2 separate regions of the Homo sapiens genome follow, and region 2 is linked to region 1. A link is a loop called in an ENCODE intact Hi-C map of the cell type or tissue named here. Cell type or tissue: endothelial cell of umbilical vein. All regions are shown on one strand. Links, peaks and the distances in the headings refer to the core of each region. The heading gives the core; the rest is flanking DNA.

Region 1 (5,392 bases), core at 271-5,270:
TCTAAATAACTGCTTTGAATTACTTTTCAGGCAGGATTCTCCCACATGATGTGCTCTGCAAGCATGAATAAACTTGTTTTTCTCCTCTTAATCTGCTTTTTGTTAGCGGTGTTCTAGCTAAGAACTATAAGGGGCTCAGGAGAAAAATTATTTTTCCTACTCAACAACAGCAATAGCTGACCCAAACAGACACACATAGAATCTTGTACCTAGTAATTAGAGAATTCAAGAGGAAATACACAAATAAAACATACAAAGGGTGCAAATGAAGAATTGAAACTGTGTTATTTGCAAAAAATTAATTTCCACAGAGAAAACCCAAAAGAAACTAATGACAAATTGTTAAACATAGTAATACATTCAGCAAGTTTAAATGTATGAAAATCAATTGCATTCCTCTACATCAGCAATAGTTATACAATATAATTTTTAAAGTAACATTTAAAAACAAAAATAAGGTATCAAAAATTTACCAATAGTTGTGCAGACTTTAAGAAAAATTTATAAGCCTTTATTGATACTTTAAAAGAGACCTACTAATATATCATGTATGTGGATACAAATACTCGGAACATAAAGATATCAATTTTCCTTCAAATTCATCACAATTCCAGATTCCACCAAGTTTTTGTTTTGTTTTGTGGACTTTAACAAAGAAGGAGTCATTAGAATCCTTCCAAAGAAATGAGAGAACATAGGGCAAAAATAACCAGGTCACTCTTGAAGAAAAACTACAAAGTGGGACCTCATCCTGATATTAAGACTTAATAATAAAAATATTATAATTACAATAGTGTGGTATTAGCAAAAGAATAGGGAAAAGAGAACAGTGGAAGGAACAAAGAATCCAGAAACAGATCCAGGCCCGTATGGAAACTTGAGATTTAACATCAGTGGCATTGCAGATCAGTAGGGAAAGATAAACCATTTAATAAATACTGCTGAGATGATGGGTATCTATACAGAGGGAAAAATAAAATTGGATTTCTACCTCACATGATGTACAAAATCTGCCTCAAGTAAAGACCAACATATACAAAGTAAAATCTTCAAACTTTTGGAATAAAGTATAGAAGAATATTTTTGTGCTTTCAGAGTTGGGAAAGATTTTGATATCAATAAATAGAAAATGAAACCTTTAAGGAAAAGATTATGAATCAATTAGACCACATTAACATTTAAAATGTCTGTGCATCTAAAGACACCATTTTAAAAAGTGAGAGAAGACAAACCACTAACTAGAGAAGACATTTGCAATGCATATTGGCAACAAATATTTAGCATAGAGTATGTGTACATATATATAAAATGTCTACAAATCCCTACCAAAAAATCAAATAGCAATTAACATGAACACACATGAAAATGCTCAATCTCACTAGTAATAGAATAATTGTAAATAAAAATAGGCCAGGCGCAGTGGCTCACGCCTGTAATCCCAGCACTTTTGGAGGCCAAGGCGGGCGGATCACGAGGTCAGGAGATCGAGACCATCCTGGCTAACACAGTGAAACCCCATCTCTGCTGAAAATACAAAAAATTAGCCGGGCGTGGTGGCGGGCGCCTGTACTCCCAGCTCCTCGGGAGCCTGAGGCAGGAGAATGGCGTGAACCCGGCAAGCAGAGCTTGCAGTGAGCTGAGATCACGCCACTGCACTCCAGCCTGGGCGACAGAGTGAGACTATGTCTCAAAATAAATAAATAAATAAAATAAAATAAAATAAAATAAAAATAGATGCCATTTTATACCCATAAAATTGGTAGAAATGTAATCTCATGATACCAAGAGTTGGAAAGAATTTGGAGCAGTGGGAAATTTAATATATTTGTGAGACTGTAAATAAATTGATATTACTACTTTGAAGAGCATGCTTTACATATTACGTGCACGAAGATATCATATGTGTATACAACGATATCATCAGGTACATTAATGAAATCTAAACATCTATCAACATAATGAGGAAATAAATTGTAGTGTAATCATACAGCAGAAAAAATGAGTTAATACTAAATGCAATGTGGTATTCTGGATTGAACTCTGGAACAGAAAAAGGACACTAGTGGAAAAACTGGTGATATCCAAATAAAGTTTGTGGTTTAGGTAATTAAAACATACCAATGTGAATTTCTTAGTATGGACAAATGTACCATTGTTGTGTAGGATATTAAAATTAGAAGAGGTTGGGGGAATGGTGTATGGAAATTCTCTGTATTCTGCAACTTTTCTGAAAGTCTAAAATTATTCCAAAAAAAGAGTTTATTTTTTAAAAAATGAATAGAGCTTCTTAGATCATTATGGGTAAACCTCACAAACATAATGCTGAGAAAATAAGAAATTGCAGAACACACATATAGTATGTAACCAAGTATATAAGTTTAGAAGTATTGATACATTATGTTTTATTTAATGATATATATGTATATAGTACAATTTTATACATATACTTAAATCATAAACACCAAATTAACTATGCCATGAAGGTAAAGGGACTTGGCTGTGATCAAAGGGTGTTACCAATAGATTTTAAGTTTTTGCAGTGTTTAATTTCTTAGGTTGGGTGATGGATATGTTAATTAATTTGGCTGTGGTAATCATTTTACAGTGTGCATGTATATCCAATCATCATGTTGTACACCTTGAATATATACAATTTCTATTTGCCAATTATACCTCAATAAAGCTGGGAAAAAAACCTAGTAAGTCTGTCTAGGTTATTTGTCAGTGGTGACAAACAAAGCAAAGCAGAACAAAACAAAACCAGAAAAAAGTGATTTTGACTTCTTACAGGTTCTGTGTTTATAATCTAATAAAAGCAAGTCATCTTAAAAATAATCCTGATTATTTCTTTTACAATGTAAGATGGTTTTACTATGTGTAAATAGATAAACAAGTGGCAATGTCCTTATAAGGAGAAAGGAGAGACGTTCATTCAGGAGAATGTGCTAAGGTTAGGGACAGTTCTCTACCATACACACTGCCTTGTAGAAACTCCATCAGAGACAGAATACCAGCATTAATGCGCTTTCATTCTTGATTACAGAACAAAGCTCTTTTAAGGTTTATTCTTAACTAACAAAGCATCTTTTTTATATCCAGCTGTTTCCTATGCTGGAGAAACAACAATAACAACAAACAGGTTAGTTCTATAAAATGCAATTATGTAATTTTTGGAGGGCTTCGATGTATTTTCAATTTGTTCTTCCATTTGTTGCCACCAGTACTGAGGCTCCACCTAGGGCCCTTTTCTATAATTACATTCATATTCGTTAAAGCTAATCTCCTTTATGATAGCAATATGTAAAGCAGTTATGCAAATAAAACAGAGTGCTTGAGTTTTTGTTTTTTTCCCTGAATCTAATATATGAAAATTAGATTTGCTCACTCCCAGGAACTGACCCACTGCTAAGGCAGTGAACCACCATGGGTTCTTGCCAGGCAAGGAGGTGGTTAACATCTTATCTCTAGCCTTGGAACATTGCCTTCAGGAATGCAGCCAGGTTACTTTTGAAACAGGTGGTCCCAGTTCTGGCAGGGTTGGTAAAGTGGAGAAACAATTACCTTCTTGTGAATCACAAGGACAGATAGAGGAGGCTTAAATCAGATGGAGGCAGAGAAAGATCACAGGGCAGACCTAAAGAATTTGCTTTAGAAGTTACAACATGACATTTACAATTGTGGTTGTCTTCTTTACCTTTTATATTTCTGTGAGTTGAGTTTTCAGTATTTTACTCCTAGTCCAATGTGCAATTTGTTTTTTGATTCCCTATCTTTCCAGCAGTGAGTAATGCAAAATGATTTGAGCTAGCACTCCAGAGTGTTTTGCCTCACACCTGCCATCTGCCTGCTTAGTCACCGTGCAACCATCCTTGCCCTAGATGATGATTTTTATTTGATATAAGAATTGGCAGGCAACAGTTGTTGTGTTAGGAGATTTCTGGATTCCCAGTTTTCTTTATTCTTGTAATGATAGCAGCATGGCACATTAATGTTTCAGATATTCACTTGGCTTTTCCTTGTAACTACCATATGTTCTTAAAGATATTTAGTGTGGGGAGAGTTGTGAAAAAGGAAGGGGAAATGGATTATTTTTAATGTTATTTAAAAATTGTAGACATGAAAACCATTGCTACTCAGCACAAAGCAAAGTAGAAATCTCTCAATTTATCCGTAATCTCAGCCCTCAATTTCAGCAAAACTATCCTTTCTGCGTGTTCCCATTGACAGTCTTACTCTATACAGTTTGGGTGTAAATTCTCTACAAAGGAAGATACAGGTATAAAGACAGAATTCCCTTTACAGACAGTAATTGGAACCAAGCAGACACTGTGATTAAAGAGACTACTGTAGGTATGCATTCGGACAAGTTAGGCAAAGAAACCCACTTTAGAATTAGGATACAAACCAGAAGAAGGTTATTTAGCTTAATACATATGTAAACCAAAAATAAAATTCTAAGCACCCCCCTGACCCAAGGGCATTCCAAAGTTAACCTGAAAAAAGTTGTTGGCCTGAAAAAGTTCAGGCCAAGACAGGATGGGAACGTTGGACATGCCTCATTTTACCCTTCCGCCTTTGGAATTCAGGCACAATTGACCAGCATTAACATTAACACAGAGACCTTAAGACTAACAAAACAGACTCTTAACATAACCGATAGCAGGCCCTGAAAGAAATCAAAGTATTTTACCCCAAAATATATTTCTTTGAAATGCCCTTGCAAAGCTGTCTCTTGGGAGAATCTCTTTCCCTTACCAGGTCTTTTTCCTGACCCAGGAGAGAATTAACTAAGAGTCTGGCACCTTTTTAAGTCTGATAAGAAACATTTACAATCTATTCTCTCTGAAGCCTGCTACCTGGATAAGAATAAGAACCTTGTTCTCCACAACTGCATATCTTAACCCAGACACTCCCTTCTATTCATTCCAGGTCTTTAGGTAATAACTCTTTCAACCAATTGCCAATCAGAAATTCTTTGAATTGACTTATGACCTTGAACTATCCACCCCAAGCTTCAATTTGTCCCACCTTTCTGGACAGAACCAATGTATATCGTACATCTTACAATGTACATCGTACATGTATTGATTGATGTCTTAATTCTCCCTAAAATGCATAAAACCAAGCTGTAGCTGGACCACCTTGGGCACATGTTCTCAGAATCTCTTGGGCTGTGTCACAGGCCATGCTTACTCATATTTGGCTTAGAATAAATCTCTTCCAATATTCTACAGTTTGACTCTTTCCATTGACACATATTATGCATAGTAACAAAAAAATTCATTTTTAATTATTTCATACATACTAAGAATATAAAATAAGTATGTACAATATAGATAAGAAAAATAAAATAAGCCTGCTCCCACCTACCACTGAGCTTAAGAATGAAAAC
Region 2 (5,392 bases), core at 91-5,090, 190 kb before region 1:
TGAAATTTTACAATTGTTGTCATTTTGTAATAAAATAGTTAATCTAAGGTACAAAAGTTTTATCCTGTTCCTGTGGCAAGGGATGTGAATACATTATGGCAGGTTATATAGGTTAAATGCTTTTTCCCTGACAACACACCATGTTGCCCAGGTGAAATGGGACTGTGCAGTACACGGTGCATTATGATGAAAGCAATGCAATTTTGGAGAAATTATAGGTTCTAAGGGGTGGGGATGGGGCAAGAGATTACACAGAGGGGGCCCACTAACTGAGCTTAGTAAAACTGAAGGAAATCTCTCTGCTAGGGATGCAATTAAGAGGGATGGAGAAGATGACCAACAGGGCCACACATTACATGTACAGAGGAAACACATTGTAATGGGAGTGAATAGATCTGATTTCAAGGACTGGTTTAGTCACTAACAATCATGAGTTTGGCTAATTTGCTTAACTCTCTCATTTTAGTTTTTTAGTTTTTTCCCTCAATAGAATGAGATACAAATTTCTCATTTACTCATTCATTCGTTCATTCAGTAAATGTTTACTGAAGCTCTAGTAGGTGCCAGGCATGCTAGGCACTGTATTAGGTGCTGGCAATATAAAGAGGAACAAGGTGGAGTCCATCCCTCATGGAATTCTCCACCTTGTACTACTGGAGGCTGGCTGTCATTCTGAGTCTAGCCACCAAAGGCTAGAAATAGGCACAGAGCCAACCAACAGACGCTGGTGAGTTCTGAGAACTTCCCTGGGCAGATTTGATGTTGTTACAGCAGAGGCCAGATGATGGAGAAGAGAATAGTTACTCCATGGGTCTCAGCAGGAGTCCTGGGATGAAAACAGAAAAGATTCCCCTTTTTCTTGAAACTGTGGGAACTTGGCTTCAACTGAGGAGAAACAGATGAATTAGAACTATGGCCAGAAGAAGGATATAACATGAGTGACAGAGAAGGGGATATTTGATTTTTTTAAAAACTTAAATCAAGATAAATGAGGATATGAAATTTATTATATATCAGAAGTTCATACTTGAAATCTCTTTAATTTTTTAAAGTGTGTGAACTTCAAAATGGCCAACCGCCATCTCATGGAAGATGGATAAAATGGGGATGATAATAGCTACTTCACAGGAATGTCATAAAAAAAGAATAAATTTTAAAACCTGTTAATACGTGATATAAACTTATGAAGGACTTTATTGTTTTTATTATTATTATTTTGTTTTTTATTATTATTTTATTATTTTATTTGGAGTTCTATTAATATAAGATATAGATAATATTCTTTCTAGAAGTTGTTTCATTCCCTGGGTTCGTGAAAAGACAGTCCAATTGGCCCTATCTATCTCAAGTCTCATTTCCACCTTAAATTCTTACGTATTTCTAAAGACTGTCATTTCTAGAGGCTGCATTATGTGACCTAGTTCAGCAGGGGCCTGGTAACACTTACGGAAATATGACAAAATGCAGGAGGGGAATTCAGTTGGGCATTTAAGTCAGAAACACACAAACGTACCCCAGAACCTTATAAGTCCTTATAGGGTTTGGCCTGTGAGGCAAACGTGAAATTTGTTTTCCTTGGATCCTCTTCTATTATTCCTAATTATAGCACATGTATTTTCATTAGCATCTGAAATATTAAAAACCATGTTCAATGCCTTCTAAGTTAATAATGACTATGGTAAAATTTGTGTAGTATCTCTTTTTAAAAATATATTTACACCATTCTACCAAAAAGACAAATGCACCTGTATGTTCATGGAAGCACTATACATAATAGCAAAAACATAGAATCAGCTTAGATGCCTATAAATGGGCAATTGGATAAGAAAATATGAGACATATACACCATGGAATACTACACAGCCATAAAAAAAGAATGAAATCATGCCCTTTGCAGCAACATGGATGCAACTGGAGGCTGTTATCCTAAGTGAATTAACCCAGGAACAGAAAACCAAACACTGCATGTTCTCATTTATAAGTGAGAGCTAAACATTGGGTACACATGGACATAAAGATGGGAACCATATACACTGAAGACTAAAAGAGGGAATGGCGGGGGGGAATGTTGAAAAACCACCTATTGGGTACTATGCTCACTACCTGGGTGAAGGGTTTAATCGTACCCTAAACCTCAGCATCACACAATATACCCTTGTAACAAACCAGAAAATGTACCCCTTGAATCTAAAAGTTGAGAAAAAAATGTTTACAATTTTTATCACAGAAGATACAGCATTCAATAGCTACATGTTTAGAAATAAATAGGCACATGTTTAGAAATAAATAGGCCCCGAGATAAAATACTTTTGAAATAGCATGTTTTTTTTGTTGTTGTTTCTGTAAACACAGGGAAGGAAATTTCATAGCCCAATACAATCAGTAGCCTCAAAAGATTTTCTGGTATTCTAATGACGGAATGTCTTAAGCATACATAACTCAAATTCAACAATTTCTAGTCATCATTTAAATGAGAGACTTAAGTATGTTAACAATTTAAGAGATGTTTACATAAAAAGAAATCATCTGGACTTTATAATTATCCAGTCCAAAAGAAAATTATGGGGCACTTCTCTGTATTTCCCAAAGGAAATGGAACAGAACAATTGAAAAGGAAACAAATAAAATATAATAAATATTTGGAAAACAAAAAGGGGAAATCATATCATTTGAAGAAAGACAAGTTGCCATGATTTGTGTGATAGCTTTTGGCTAATTCAAATTTTGAGAGAGAATTTTGTGCATGTGAGAGGCACACACATCTTTAGAAAAAGCTCCAAAACTCATTCCCCTTTTGAATTGTTCTCCTCTTTAACCTTAGATGATGTGGAGATAAACTCAAAGCTCAAATGTTAGGAGGAAATATCTGAAAGAAAGTCATATACCAGACCAGCACAATTCCTGGAAACGAAGGACAACTAGAGCAAAATCCAGTTAAGGAAATAACTCTTGGCCGGAAGCAGTGGCTCATGCTTATAATCTCAGTACCTGGAGAGGCTGAACTCAAAGAATGGCTTGAGGCCAGGACTTCCAGACCAGTGTGGGCAGTATAACGAGACCCCCATTTCCACACACACACACACACACACACACAGACACACACACACACACACACAGACACACACGGAAAACACTCTCTAGGTTCCCACCAAGCAGCAGAGAAGGGACAGAGGTGCATTTACTCATTTTGTAGCAAATGGAATACAGCCCAATAAAGAATTCCAACATATCCAAGTACAAAAATGAAAGTTTCTATTTTTTTCCCCCAAAATTTACTACTCTATTGACACTCCACTTAGATGCATTTTTCCAAGTAGGTAATAGATTACCTCAAACACATATCGGACTGATTCCATAACTTGTCAACTTGCTTAGTTATTAAACCAGGGTGATTGTCTTTCTTAAGAATGAATTTCTTTCACTTAAAATTTCTGTTTCTCCTTTAATTTAAAGATCTCACCTTTAATTTAAAGATCTCTTCCACAGATGAGCTTGAAGCTCCGGAGGCTTAGATGGGAGGACATGGAGGGGCTGTTGGGTCAGGGAGGATGGAAATGTCTTTATGCAGCTACACAGAGCACATTGGTTTCCCTTTTATGGTGTTAACAGAGACAACCCTGCCTCCATGGTAAAGAGGTCGCTGTCCTTATTCTTTTGTTGATATAGCTCCATTATCTAGAATTATCCCAAACAGCTTTCCTAGGCACCATGGCCCAACTCGAGGGCCTCAGTCACAGGTACACACTTGGAACTTTGGAGACAGTGCTGTCCTTTCCACCAGGATATGCCGCTATACCAACTTTCTCCCACATGGAAACACTGAAGCAGGTCATCAAGCTCAATGACTAAGTAAGCAGTCAGGAAACAAGAAACTAGTTTTCTCTTCTTATACAAGCTCACAAACCTTAAAAATGATTCTTTTGGCTAGAAAATCATTCAAGACCAGAGATGTACCAAGGGTGGTGGGAAGGGCCCACCCCTTGCAGGCAATAGGCAGCAAATTGTAGAGAATTTAAAAACAACAATAAAATTGACTATAAGTCAGTCTGCTTTTTTATCATCACCACACACTGACAATACTATGTAATGTCAGTGATAAAATACTTCTCCCTATAAATAACTTTTGTTGGTCTAAGTTCTGAATAATAACTGGTTATTGTGTGTATGTGCTTCTGATTAATAGATTTTTATTGTTATCCTTTAGTAAATATTCCATATAGAACTTAATTTGGAGAAATCTCCTTTAATCAGTTGGCTCCCAACACACAGGGATTCAGTAATTTGCATTCTTTATGATGAGTAAGTTTATAAAAAATAAAGTTTGATTTGGACATAACCATTGTGGTACTCCCTATTTCTACTTTTAAATAGTGACTCAAAATTAAATAATGATAGCACAGAGATTGGAAAGAGAAGGAAACAGAATTAGAGAACTTCCATTCTGTTATTCTATGTGGCCCCTTGGAGATTTTATTTGTGTTTCAGATGTAACAGAGTAAAGCAGTGCAAAATGTTAGGTATGGTACATCTGGTTGGTAGATGGTAATTTCAGTTTGAATATGCAGTATTTTAATGAATTTGAATAATAGCTTTAAAGAGTTGAAATATGCTTTCCTTATTAAATTGTTAACTAAAGAATGAATCAAGAAAATAAAACATTAAATCAGTGGTATCATTTAGTAATGGCAGATATTTTTAAAAGCATAATACCTAGGAATTCTTTCTGCTAGCATTCTCCATGCTTCAAACACTGACCAATGTGCAAAGTGGTCAGAGATGACCATGCTGAAGATGGTAAAGTTGAAATAAAGGAAATATTTTATTCTTGGGCTTCTTTTCTATTTCTGGAAGACTGTTGCTGAGCCTTCAGAAGAGAAGTTGAAACAACTGAATGGTGATGGGCAGACATAATCGTCTCTTGTGGTCAATGATATGACAGATACTCACAGTAGTGACAGGCACAAATCAAAGATATAATTCCCAATCTTTATGCATATCTTCTGTAAACAATTATTTGAATTTTTGCAGCGTTCACTCTCTTGGAGGCATTGCTTTACACATAGTTCTTTTGGTATTTCAGAAAACAATTTATTCATTCATTTAATTCTTACCTCATTGATGTGAAACACTGCAGAATGTGCCTGACAATGAAATAGACCTTCCCAGAGTAAATGGGATGCTCATTATAAAGCTGCACAGTCCAAGTAAGTATGAAAAGTTAATTTTGATCTTCAAATACTATACAATCCAAAAAAAATGTGGACCCAAGAGGATTAGTTTAAAATTCTTCTCTGTTGCATGCAATTGTTTTTTCTGCGTTACCTTTCTTAGTTTGAAGTTTTAGATGAGGCTAAGATCCCGCAATATTTACAGGCAGCCCAAATCAGTCTTG

What was found. Hi-C counts contacts between places; a loop is a spot of excess contacts. Peaks named below come from ENCODE experiments on the same cell type or tissue, not always from the same donor. Only the 100,000 strongest peaks of a DNase experiment are listed, where the experiment ranks them.
Region 2: a loop joins it to region 1, with 3 times the contacts of the local background. A loop is called at or near these places in 1 of 110 quality-filtered maps.

Annotation. Positions count from the first base shown.
Region 1 is chr6:79,568,781-79,574,172 of GRCh38, reverse strand. It overlaps a transcript of SH3BGRL2 not described here. Among named protein-coding and RNA genes, the nearest start is that of LCA5, 34 kb to the right of the region's middle. In endothelial cell of umbilical vein, for the core only: a CTCF peak has its summit at 3,238; DNase peaks (open chromatin) are centred at 3,242 and 3,862; H3K27ac peaks cover 407 bases.
Region 2 is chr6:79,753,715-79,759,106 of GRCh38, reverse strand. No RefSeq gene overlaps it. Among named protein-coding and RNA genes, the nearest start is that of LINC01621, 56 kb to the left of the region's middle. In endothelial cell of umbilical vein, for the core only: no CTCF peak of the experiment used is centred there; a DNase peak (open chromatin) is centred at 2,926; H3K27ac peaks cover 1,268 bases.